Regions from separate parts of the Mus musculus genome. Here region 1 is linked to region 2. Evidence: chromatin loops called from intact Hi-C (ENCODE). Cell type or tissue: left cerebral cortex. All regions are shown on one strand.

Region 1 (5,000 bases), 180 kb before region 2:
CTTGGGAAATATCTGATGGGATTACAGCAATCTGACTTGATTTTGCTTTTGACATTGAGAATACCTTTTTGAAAAGGCAGATTAGCTAGAGGATGTGAATTTATGTTGACTTGAAAAACTTCACCTCAAAACAAGTAGTATATTTTCTAGCAAAATAACAACGTTTTATTACATTCAGGCCTAGGCCCAGTGAATGTGGGGCTATAACTAACAGGGATAGTTTTCTTCCTTGTGAAGAAAGTCCTCCCTTTTACCAATAGGGCTAACAGCTGTATTTTCACACCAGCCTCTTTTTATACAGAAAGTAAGTTTGCTGTAAAGTTGCTACTTAATACGAAAGGCAGTCTAGCCTAACTCCCAGTATTCCTAGCTAAATCTGACTATTGCAAACATTATATACTTAAACTCTTGGCTGGTATTAGCAGATAGTGGTGTTGATGCATGGCTGAATTTATCTTAATTCACCTTTACCTTTGCCTCTTCTGTCTAGATGGTAGGTAGTTTTGTGCCATATTCCAGCACTCACTATGATAGATTTACAGGAGTACTGGAAAGAGGAACTTTGCATGAAGATCTTTTGGGGTTCTGGAAGCAGACAAGGGTCTCAGTAATAGTGGAACCACCAAGAGGGAGTTAATGAGACAGACTTGAAGTGGTTTATTCTGGCACACCCTCTGTAAATTGAAAGGCAAACAGCCCAGAGTAGAACCTTTTGGAACTCGAGTTATTGCATTATAGTTCCCCATTTTCTATTTAGGAACCCTGAACTTGAGCAATCAAGGTGGGTTAACACTGCTCTAAATAGGTTTCCTCCTTTCTGAGGAGGAAATGTCTTAGCATCAGACACAAAGAATTGGACCATCGGGGTAGTGCATAGAGAAAATGCTAAGCAGGAGTTACTGGGGAGATTAATGGATTCATAATACTGTCACTGTATAAATACACGTCTCTCAAACAGCACCGTTTCCAAATATGTACACGATATGATTAAGCCTTGGCACAGTTAATTTTAAGGATTGGAAAGACTACTTGCTAATTCAGAATATCTGATGCATAAAAGGATAAGGAACTGTATTCTACCTGCTACAGATTGTGCCTTTAAGCCTCCCATCTAGGACAGAAACAAGCCACGAGGAAGAACACCCTCTCAATACTGGGAAGTGCACTAAGTTGCTTTACCTGCAATTAGAATGACAAACTAAAATAAATTAATTGCATCAAACAATAAAAGTCATTTTGCCGACATTCCATACAATTGTTAGTTTTACACTCAGTTCAGAGGCTATTAAAAATACTTTAGACGTTATAAAGTGCCTCCATTCATAAAACGAAACATCCAAGATGAGAGACAATTTCATACGGTTGCGCACCTAAACTAGGCCGACGTATACAGTAAACAGCGCCTCATTCACCGCAACTCAACCGGTGGTACACCCGCTCAGCCCTCACCGTTCTGGATGCGCGTTTTAGAAACTAGGGACAAAATTCAAGATTTCAACGTCAGAGACCGACCACTCCACAAGAAAGTGCTGCGCTCCTGCGGCTTCCGTAAAATCAAGACGACTTCCCAAATTGAGGCAAGGGAGAGGAGCGCAGGTTTCAGGTGTACACAGCTTGATGCAGCCCGCTCCTAGCGCAGCTTCTTGCTGGGCAGGCTGTCCCTGTTGCTGCGCGGCGGCGGGCGGACGGTGGGCGGTGGCACTTTGGAGAGCGGGCAATACTTGATGGTATGTGCGTTGTCGCCGCTGGCGCCGCACAGGGGGCACGTGTAGCGGCGCAAGACCGGGCACAGCACCCGGCCGTCCGGGCCCTTGAGGATGTGTGTGGTGTAGAGCGCCACCGCCTCCTTGTTGTTCCGGCAAAACACACACACCTGAAGCTCCGGTTTCAGCAGACGTGCGGCGGTCGCCCCGGAAGCCGCGTGCAGACGAGGCTCGGCAGCCCACGCAGGGCTTGGCTCTTCGCGCGGCGTCACTTCGGCCGTGGATGCGGCGGCGGCGGTGGTGGAGGCGGTGGGCGCGCAGCCCAGCAGAACCGCGGCGGCGCGCCCTGCAAACGGGTTCAGCTCAGCGAAGCGCTCCTCCAGCAACCCGGGCTCAGCGGGGCCGGCACACAGCTCTAGTGCGCGCAGTTCCAACGCACCGCCCAGGTAGCGGCCCCCGGCCTCCGGCTCTTCGCCGTCATCGTCTTCATCGTCCTCGGGCGGCCCCATCGTGGGCCCCGCCGCCGTGGGCCCGGGCCCCTCATGCGGGGAGCCGCGGTCGCTAGCCCTGGTGATGAGCGTGGCAAGCCCCAGGTAGTCGTTCCAGGAGCTGAAGGGCTGCGGGTGCACCGGGCCCGAGGCGCTCACGTAGCGGGCGCTGGGCACGAGCGCCATAGGCGCGGGGGCGCGGGCGCGGCGGGGCGAGCGTGGCGCCCAAGGGAAAGCCTCCATGGGCCGGCAGCGGGCCGCGCGCCTCCCCGCCGCCGCCGCCGGCAAGGGCCAGACGGAAGGGACGCAGGAGCTTGCCCGCCGGCCTGCCGTGGGGTAGGGCAGCCTTGCTTCCTTTTATCGCTCCCGCTTTCTCCTGTGCCCCTCCTCGCTGTCTCGGCCCTGCCCCCTGCGATCCTCCGCCCGGGCCACTGCGCCCGCGCCCCCGGACGGAGGCGGAGCGGAGGCGGGCGCGCGCTCTTCTCCAGCCCCGCGCGTTTCCTGCGCCCCGTGCGCTGCGCCCACCTCACCAGCTGCGGGGCGCCTGGCATCCTGCGAGGGGGCGGGTGAGGCGCCGCCTCGGGCCCTGGCGCTCAATGGCTGCGGACCTGACTCCGCGGGCGCCGGTCGGGACGCTGATTGGTGGCGATCGGGGAAGGGGCGGGCGGCGCTTGCTGGGAGGGAATGGCTGTGCAGAAAGCGACTGAATGAGGCGGTGGCTGGGGCTTGCTTTTGCACGAGCGTGGAGACCTCAGCCGGTAACCCAGCTTGGGTTTTTGTTTTTGTTTTTTTCACTGCGGGGTATTGAGGATGCCAATGGCACAGATCGCAATGAAGCAACTGGGATGCACTTGCATCCACTTGCAGGTTTGGCTGGACCGGGTTTATGGTTTGAAGCTACCACTTTCCTTTTTATCATCATCAGCAAGAAAAGCTGGGGGAGGCAAGGCTAGGCGCTAGCTCCCATCAGAGCCCAGCTAAAGACCCAGTGACTTCAGTTGGCACAGCGCTCTGGAGCACTTTCCACAGGGTGAAGTCCTCCCACAAACTTTGAGGCTCAGGGAGGAAGCTCACGATTTATATAGTTTATATGGTAGTGAGTAGTGGAGGATCAAAACAGGTCCAACAGGTGTTCAGAAATTGGGGCCGTAGGCTGTTCACTTACTTAGGTTAGGTGGAGGCTACAACTGGGCTAGAAATTCTTACTACGGACCAGTTTGTGTGAAGCTCCTCTTCAGGGTGCTTATATGGAAATCTAGGGTCTGTGGAACTTGAAAAACAGCATATTCAATGCTTTGAAACAGATAACATTTTCTCTTTTTGGTAAAACCCTGGAAAATAAAGGACTTACTAGGAGGGAAAGAAGTAGTCTTGCTCTTCCCTGGAAAAGAAGCAACTTAAAGTGATAAACACCAACAACCTCAAAAAATAATTTGAAACTAGGAAAAGACACCGAGGACTCTTCTGGAATGTGACCTAGGATGAGGGTCAGAAAATGCTCTGCAGAGGAGAGGGCTGATCTAGCTTTCCCACTCTGTACCGTACAGTGTCAATGGAAGCAAGGTGGTAAGACCTCTCCTCTGATGCTGTGAGTTTTCTTTGGGTGGTAGGTCACATTCACATGTTTTGGCTTAGATTTTTTTTTTTTTTTTTTTTTTTACAAACCTACTTCAATAAAGGTTCTTCAACACATCAGGCTACCTTATAGCCTACCAAAGGTAGGGGAGGAAGAACGGTTAATAGGACAAGGGGGTCATGGACCTGTTTAGAAGTAGTTATTCCGACCTTTGTTGTCAGGATATCAGCAGTCCAGTTCAATAGTGTCACCAAACATGAATCAGTAGCTGCAGACCAATCCAGAAGAAACCATGAGGCTCCAACAATGGGCGTGGGTCCATGGAAGTGGCAGGAAGCCGCCAAAATATGAGGGTTTTTTTTTTTTTGTTTTTGCAAGTTACTCTCTATGAAGTCACGAAAAGTGAAGATCAGCAAAGAAATCACGCCAATGTCAGAGCATTGTCAGTGAAGACCGGCATCCGCCAGCAAAGTCCAATGAAGGCCAGTAAGGCAAACCAATGCCACAGTGTGTCTGTTGGGTTATACAAAGGATGCTCAGAATTTGGTTCTGGTTTGGGTTAGGGTTAGAATGAATGTGCGGGTGAAACAGATCACTTGTAAGAGGGATCTTTGGGATCATCTAATTTAGTCTTTACAGGTGAAGAAAATGAGGACACCCCTCCCCCCACAAGAAGAGATGGAGTTCTTGAAGGTCAAACAGTGACTATGTCACGGTTAGAATCAGGACTCAAGGCAGGCGACCACCCTGAACACCACAGCACAGAAGGTTTTTTTAGGCTAAGTTTGTATTTACATCGGTGCGTAGCTGGAAAGAAGTAAGTTGGAATTGTGCGGCTTTGCTTGAGCCTATAGCCTTGTGATTTTTCCACCCAGCCTCTTTGTTCCCTGAAATACAATGACTCTGTGACTTCTTATATAAGAGTAAATGCCTACACCAATAATTTTGGCTTGTTTCTCGACTAGCTCATAACCTGTTCATTGTAGTCTAACTCCTCAGTCTCACGCAACTGTCTCCTTCAGTGTTCTGGGGCGGATCTCCTCATTTATTTTATTCTGTGAATGTCACGTGGCTGCTTATTTCTCAGTTTCATGCATCTGTGTCCTCCAAGTTTGGGGCAAATCTCCCGTGCCTAAATCTTTCCCAGAACTCAACTCTTTTCTTTCTTTCCTTTCTCTCTCTCTCTCTCTCTCTCTCTCTCTCTCTCTCTCTCTCTCTCTCTCTCTCTCTCTC
Region 2 (5,000 bases):
AATAGCTACCAGAACTCCTTGAGGTCTAATTTAATAATTGCTCACAAAGTTCTAAATAAAAATCAACCACGTATCGAATGCCCATTCACCTTCCCTTCTGTTTCTTACCCATGGCCACCTAAATAGACTCTATCAAAGATTTCTCTGGCTCAGCCTGTTATGCTTTTCCACGTTAATGAAAGCTTGTTATATATGGAGTATCTTAACAAAATACACATGAACAGTTCAGTATTTAACAGTGTGCTGGGAAAAACTCCTTAGAGTAGGGCCTTCTAGGAAAGTTTACTATAATTGTACCAATCTCATCAGTTCTAAAAGTTTTCATAGTCACTTTCAGATTGATGAGTTGATAAAAGATTAACACAGTGGGGACTTACCAGTTATCCTTCAGTTAATGGTTTCTGTGATGGCTATTTCTGGTTTGTCAATTTGACTACACCTGGAATGAACTACAATCCAGAAATGGAGGGAACACCTGCAATCCCGATCTTGAAGCTGGAAGACACCCAGGTCTTGACATGGGATGACACACACTTTTGATCTAGAACTTGAGGCACAGTGCCCAGGAAAAGCTTAGGCCCAGACAAGATGGTATACACATTTAATCCCAGGAGACAGAGGCAAGCATATCTCTGAGTTCAAGCCCAGCCTGAGACAGAGCAAGTTCCATTAAACAAAAGCTTAGGTCCAGGCATGGTGGTACACATCTTTAATCTGGGCCGCACCTTCTGCTGGAGGTCTACATAAGGACAATGGAAAAAGCATTCATTCTTTGCCTGCTTGCACTTGCCAACACATCTGTTGGAACCTATTTCTTCAGGATTCTAGTTTATACAGAAGACCAGCTGACTTAGCCTGGTGGGATTGAGCAACTACTTAGATTCTTAGAGCTCCCCATCACAGCTGGCCATTGCTAAGTTAGCTGGACTGCAGACTGTCATTCATCCCAATAATTTCTCTTAATACATAGAGACATTCCATAAGTTCTGTGACTCTAGAGAACCCTAATAGTTTCTAACTGCACAGTGGTCAGAGAATGTGGTTATGTCAGTCCTCAGACATGCAGAGACACTTGCTTAGAGACACAGTATGTTTATCTTTTGTAAATGTTTCACATACTCTGGGAAGGAATGTATATTGTGCAATTTCTGAATCAATATTCTGTCCTTCTTAGTTTGGGATACCTAGGGCTAAAAAACGGCACACACCAACAGTCTACCCTTTGGAGTCTGTACCCAGGGCCTACTGCCACACTGTCCTTTCATTCCCCAAGCAAAGGCTCAGGCTGCGAGGTCAAGGTCTGGGTGGCAAAAAGCCTGTGTCGGTGGGGGACCCTCACTATGGAAAGGTTAGCCAGCATGGGGTATGAAGGGACACTCAGAAGGCTGAGGAAAGAGGACTGCTTGGAGTTAGTTGGAGCCCAGTTTGGAGTACAAAAAGAAAAAAGAAAAGACGAAAAGACTAAAAAAGAAAAGGGAAGGGGGCTGTTAAACATAAGAGCGTTGGTGCGCCGTTTTTGGGTCCACTCTCGGGCACACCCAGACTAGTTGTGGCAACAAGTTAGAGAATGCGCGTGCGCAGACCAAAGTCCTTTATCACGTAATGTCGGCCGGGGGCGGGGCCAGCGAATCCGGGTCTGGACACCTGGTCTAAACTGATGGGGAGGGGGGAGTGGGGAGGGGAGGGAGAGGGAATCGCGCCGCTGGGTGCATTCGCCTTGAGGTGACTCATAGCTCCCGCCCCCTTTTCGCCCAGCTTTCTCCAGGCCGTCCCTCGCATCACGTGCCTTCCTGGCCGCTCCCCCAGAGCCCTTTCCAAAGGCCAGAAGAAACTGCTGTAAAATGTCGTGAGGGACGTCAGCCCTTTGCGGCTGCCTCTCAGAACCAGACCCCGGGAGTGCCCACCTCAGTCAGCGGTTCCTCCGGCGGAGTCGTCTTGACGGAGGGCGAAAGCGCTCGGTGCGCCACTGGATTTTCCGCCGCACCCGCGAGGGCTCCGGGCGATGTGAACTCGAGGCGGCTTCTGCGCTCCCAGGCCCGGGGGCTGAGGTGGGCGGGCAGGTGCCTGGGAAGCCGCGGCCCGGCGGGATGGAGGAGAGCATGGAGGAGGAGGAAATGCTCACCTACGAGGCAATGATGGACGACCAGAATCACAACAACTGGGAGGCCGCCGCGGACAGTTTCCGCCAGCCTCCGCCGGCCCCGCCGCTGCCCCCGCCGCCGCCGCCGCGGCCCTCGTCGTCCATCCCGGATCCAGGCCGAGAACTCCCGGGGGGACAGCTGCTGGCTGTGCACGCGGGCTCCATGGAGAGGAAGGGTCCTAAGGAAGGGCTCCCGATGGGGCCTCCGCCCTTGCCGGAACCAAACGGGGTGATCATGATGTTGAAGAGCTGCGACGCAGCCGCCGCGGTGGCCAAGACGGCCCCTGCCCCCACCTCCAGCTCCACTATCAACATCAACACCTCCACCTCCAAGTTCCGTGAGTCTGTCCCTCCTCCACGACCCCACCCCCACCCCCCAGCCAGGCTTCTCCACACCAGCTCGTGGAATCCCCCCGCCCTGAGAGTAACTCCACTTCCTTTGTTCCAGGCTTAGTTCTCTTTCCTTCTCTTAACCCTCCCACCCTGATTCGGTGTCTGCGGCCAGTATCCGGCCAGCCAGCCAGTGTTGCCTGTTACACCTGCGCAGCCTCAGCTTATGCTTTAGAAAAGATCTTTAATACTCCTGATCATCTCTCAACATTAGTAAGCTCTTCTCTAGGGTGTCCCCTTCAAAGTTTCACCTTACAGAGCGAGAGGGAAAAGTAAGGCGGTCTTGAATTTCGTTAGAGGCCTTTCGTCTTTTTTTTTCAACCAGAGAGCAAAGAAATGTGTTCTTGTATTCTTTGCCGCTGTACTTTTAGCAAATCGGGCTTCTGAACGTTGGTCTCTAGCAACTCTTTGTTCTCTGTGAGTTTTTGCATCCTGTCAGGGAATTCTTAGTTACTTCTACTATGTAGTGGGAACTGCTACAAGTCTTTGAAGTTGATGTGTAAAATCACGTTCCAGAGAAGCGGTTCAGCAAGTGACTGTAACCAGGATCCTACCGCAGGTTGAACTTTTTAGCGGTCTGCCTTGAAATTCACTTGCAGATAGAAGATAAAAACTGACCCCAAAATGTTCACAATCAGGCAGTGTGCTTCCATAGCTAGGTAAAGAATAAGGTAGTAGTGCTTTTTAGTTCAGAGTGGTGGTGACAGTGTAAAAGGAACGTGGTGGCCAGGTCCTTGTTAGCTGCAAATTTAGAATGGCATCTCCTAATGTAACTGGAGATTTTATTTCTAGTTAAGTTTTATTAAGCTATAACAGTAATTGCCCACCTAGCTGTTGAAATTTTTTTTTGTCCTGATGCAGATAGTCACAACCTTAGAAAAAAGTATTTATGGGACTAGCACACATTACTTATTTGCCTTCAAGATACTGCTTTAGGCAGACACTTTGGTGTGGGTGTAGAAAGGAACTTTTGTTTATGATTATTCCCTGTTAGACATACACATGACAGTCATTTACACAATGCAGTTTGTATGTTGATTAAGTTGTGAAACTAGACTTTATAGTTGCAGTGTGATTTACCTTAAATGCTGAAGACAGTTTGGATTAATGCTTAAGTAGACTTTCTTTGATGAGTTAAGAAATGAACATTAAGAGCAGAAGTCGTCATCAGCTAAGCTCAGAGCAAAAGAATTTGCCACACTTAAAGGTTATTTCTTGAAAAGATTAATAAAGGGAGTTAGGAATGCAGCCAGGTTGAAAGAGTGCTTGTCTAGCAGTCAGGAAGCCCCAGATTTGATCCCAGCAACTTATAAAACCTGACCTGGTGGCTCACAGCTGCAATCCCAGCACTCTGGAGGTAGAGGCAGGATGATCAAGAATTTCATCTTCCTTAGCTGCATATCCTGTTAAAGGCCAGCCTGTGATATGTGAGACCCTGTCACAAAACAAAACAAAAAGGCTAGGAAGCTAAGACCTGTTAAAGATTGGTCAAGGGGAAAAGTTGCAAATAAATGAAAAATAAAAATAGAATATTAGATTTTATTATATGGTAATAAATTTGAAAAGGTAAATGAAATATATGATAGTTAGGGAACTATTAACTCAGAAGTTATCTAAGTTATCTAAGCATGGATGGACTAAGCTGAGACTAGTAGTAGTGCTAGTAGTGATGAAGACTTTCCCTTTCAAATCTCTTGGTCCAGATATTCTTGTATACAAGCTCCATTTCATTTCCATAACCTTTTCTTTTTATAAATTCTGGAATGTAGGGCACAGAAGCAAGACAAAACTAAAACCCCAAGTCCATTTTATAGGTTTAGTGAAATATTGATTTAAAACTAGGTAAGATTATAGTTGTGTTAACACCTGTTAGCATAGAAATGAAAATCCTGTATACTATTAGCTCATCAGATCTAACTATGTCAAAAGAATTGTGATTCACGGTTTGTCCAAGTTTTTTTTCGATATATTGCTGTGATTTATCTCAGTAGGTTGGAAAAAAGTCACGACTTGATAACTTTTTTAAATGCCAATATCCAGTACCTAGTTGATATTGTGGTACTTGATACAAGGATAACTTAGTAATTCAGAGAGTGCAGGATAACTATTTAAAAGTCAATACCTGTAGCTAATAGGAATAATAATGGAGACATTTTCAGTATAGTCACTATAAGATGGTAACTACCCATGGGTGTTCCTTAACATAATAAGAAAAGTCCTTGTTGCTTGCATGGTGGTTCACATTTTTAATTCCACCCCCCCAAATACACACACACACACACACACACCACGATCTTTTGAGTTCCAGGTCAGCCAAGGTAGACTCTGTCTCAAGAAAACAAACAAACAAGACCCCTGAAACAAACCCTTTAGAATTTGGTAATAATTTCATTTATCAAGAACCACTGAAACCAAAAGAAAAACACAATGTAGATGGATTGTTAGGTTGAAGACCAGCCTAGAAAAGATA

What was found. Peaks named below come from ENCODE experiments on the same cell type or tissue, not always from the same donor. Only the 100,000 strongest peaks of a DNase experiment are listed, where the experiment ranks them.
Region 1: a loop joins it to region 2, with 2.7 times the contacts of the local background. A loop is called at or near these places in 7 of 42 quality-filtered maps.

Annotation. Positions count from the first base shown.
Region 1 is chr19:60,753,700-60,758,699 of GRCm38, reverse strand. Nanos1 (nanos C2HC-type zinc finger 1) reads right to left here and starts at 2,713. Exons shown (of 1, transcript NM_178421.3): 1 at 1-2,713. The coding sequence starts at 2,434. The coding sequence ends at 1,631. In left cerebral cortex, a CTCF peak has its summit at 2,850; DNase peaks (open chromatin) are centred at 1,891 and 2,805; H3K4me3 peaks cover 2,866 bases; H3K27ac peaks cover 1,607 bases.
Region 2 is chr19:60,577,806-60,582,805 of GRCm38, reverse strand. Cacul1 (CDK2 associated, cullin domain 1) reads left to right here and starts at 1,783. Exons shown (of 9, transcript NM_030197.2): 1 at 1,783-2,478. The coding sequence starts at 2,088. In left cerebral cortex, no CTCF peak of the experiment used is centred here; DNase peaks (open chromatin) are centred at 1,709, 2,383 and 3,045; H3K4me3 peaks cover 2,999 bases; H3K27ac peaks cover 1,309 bases.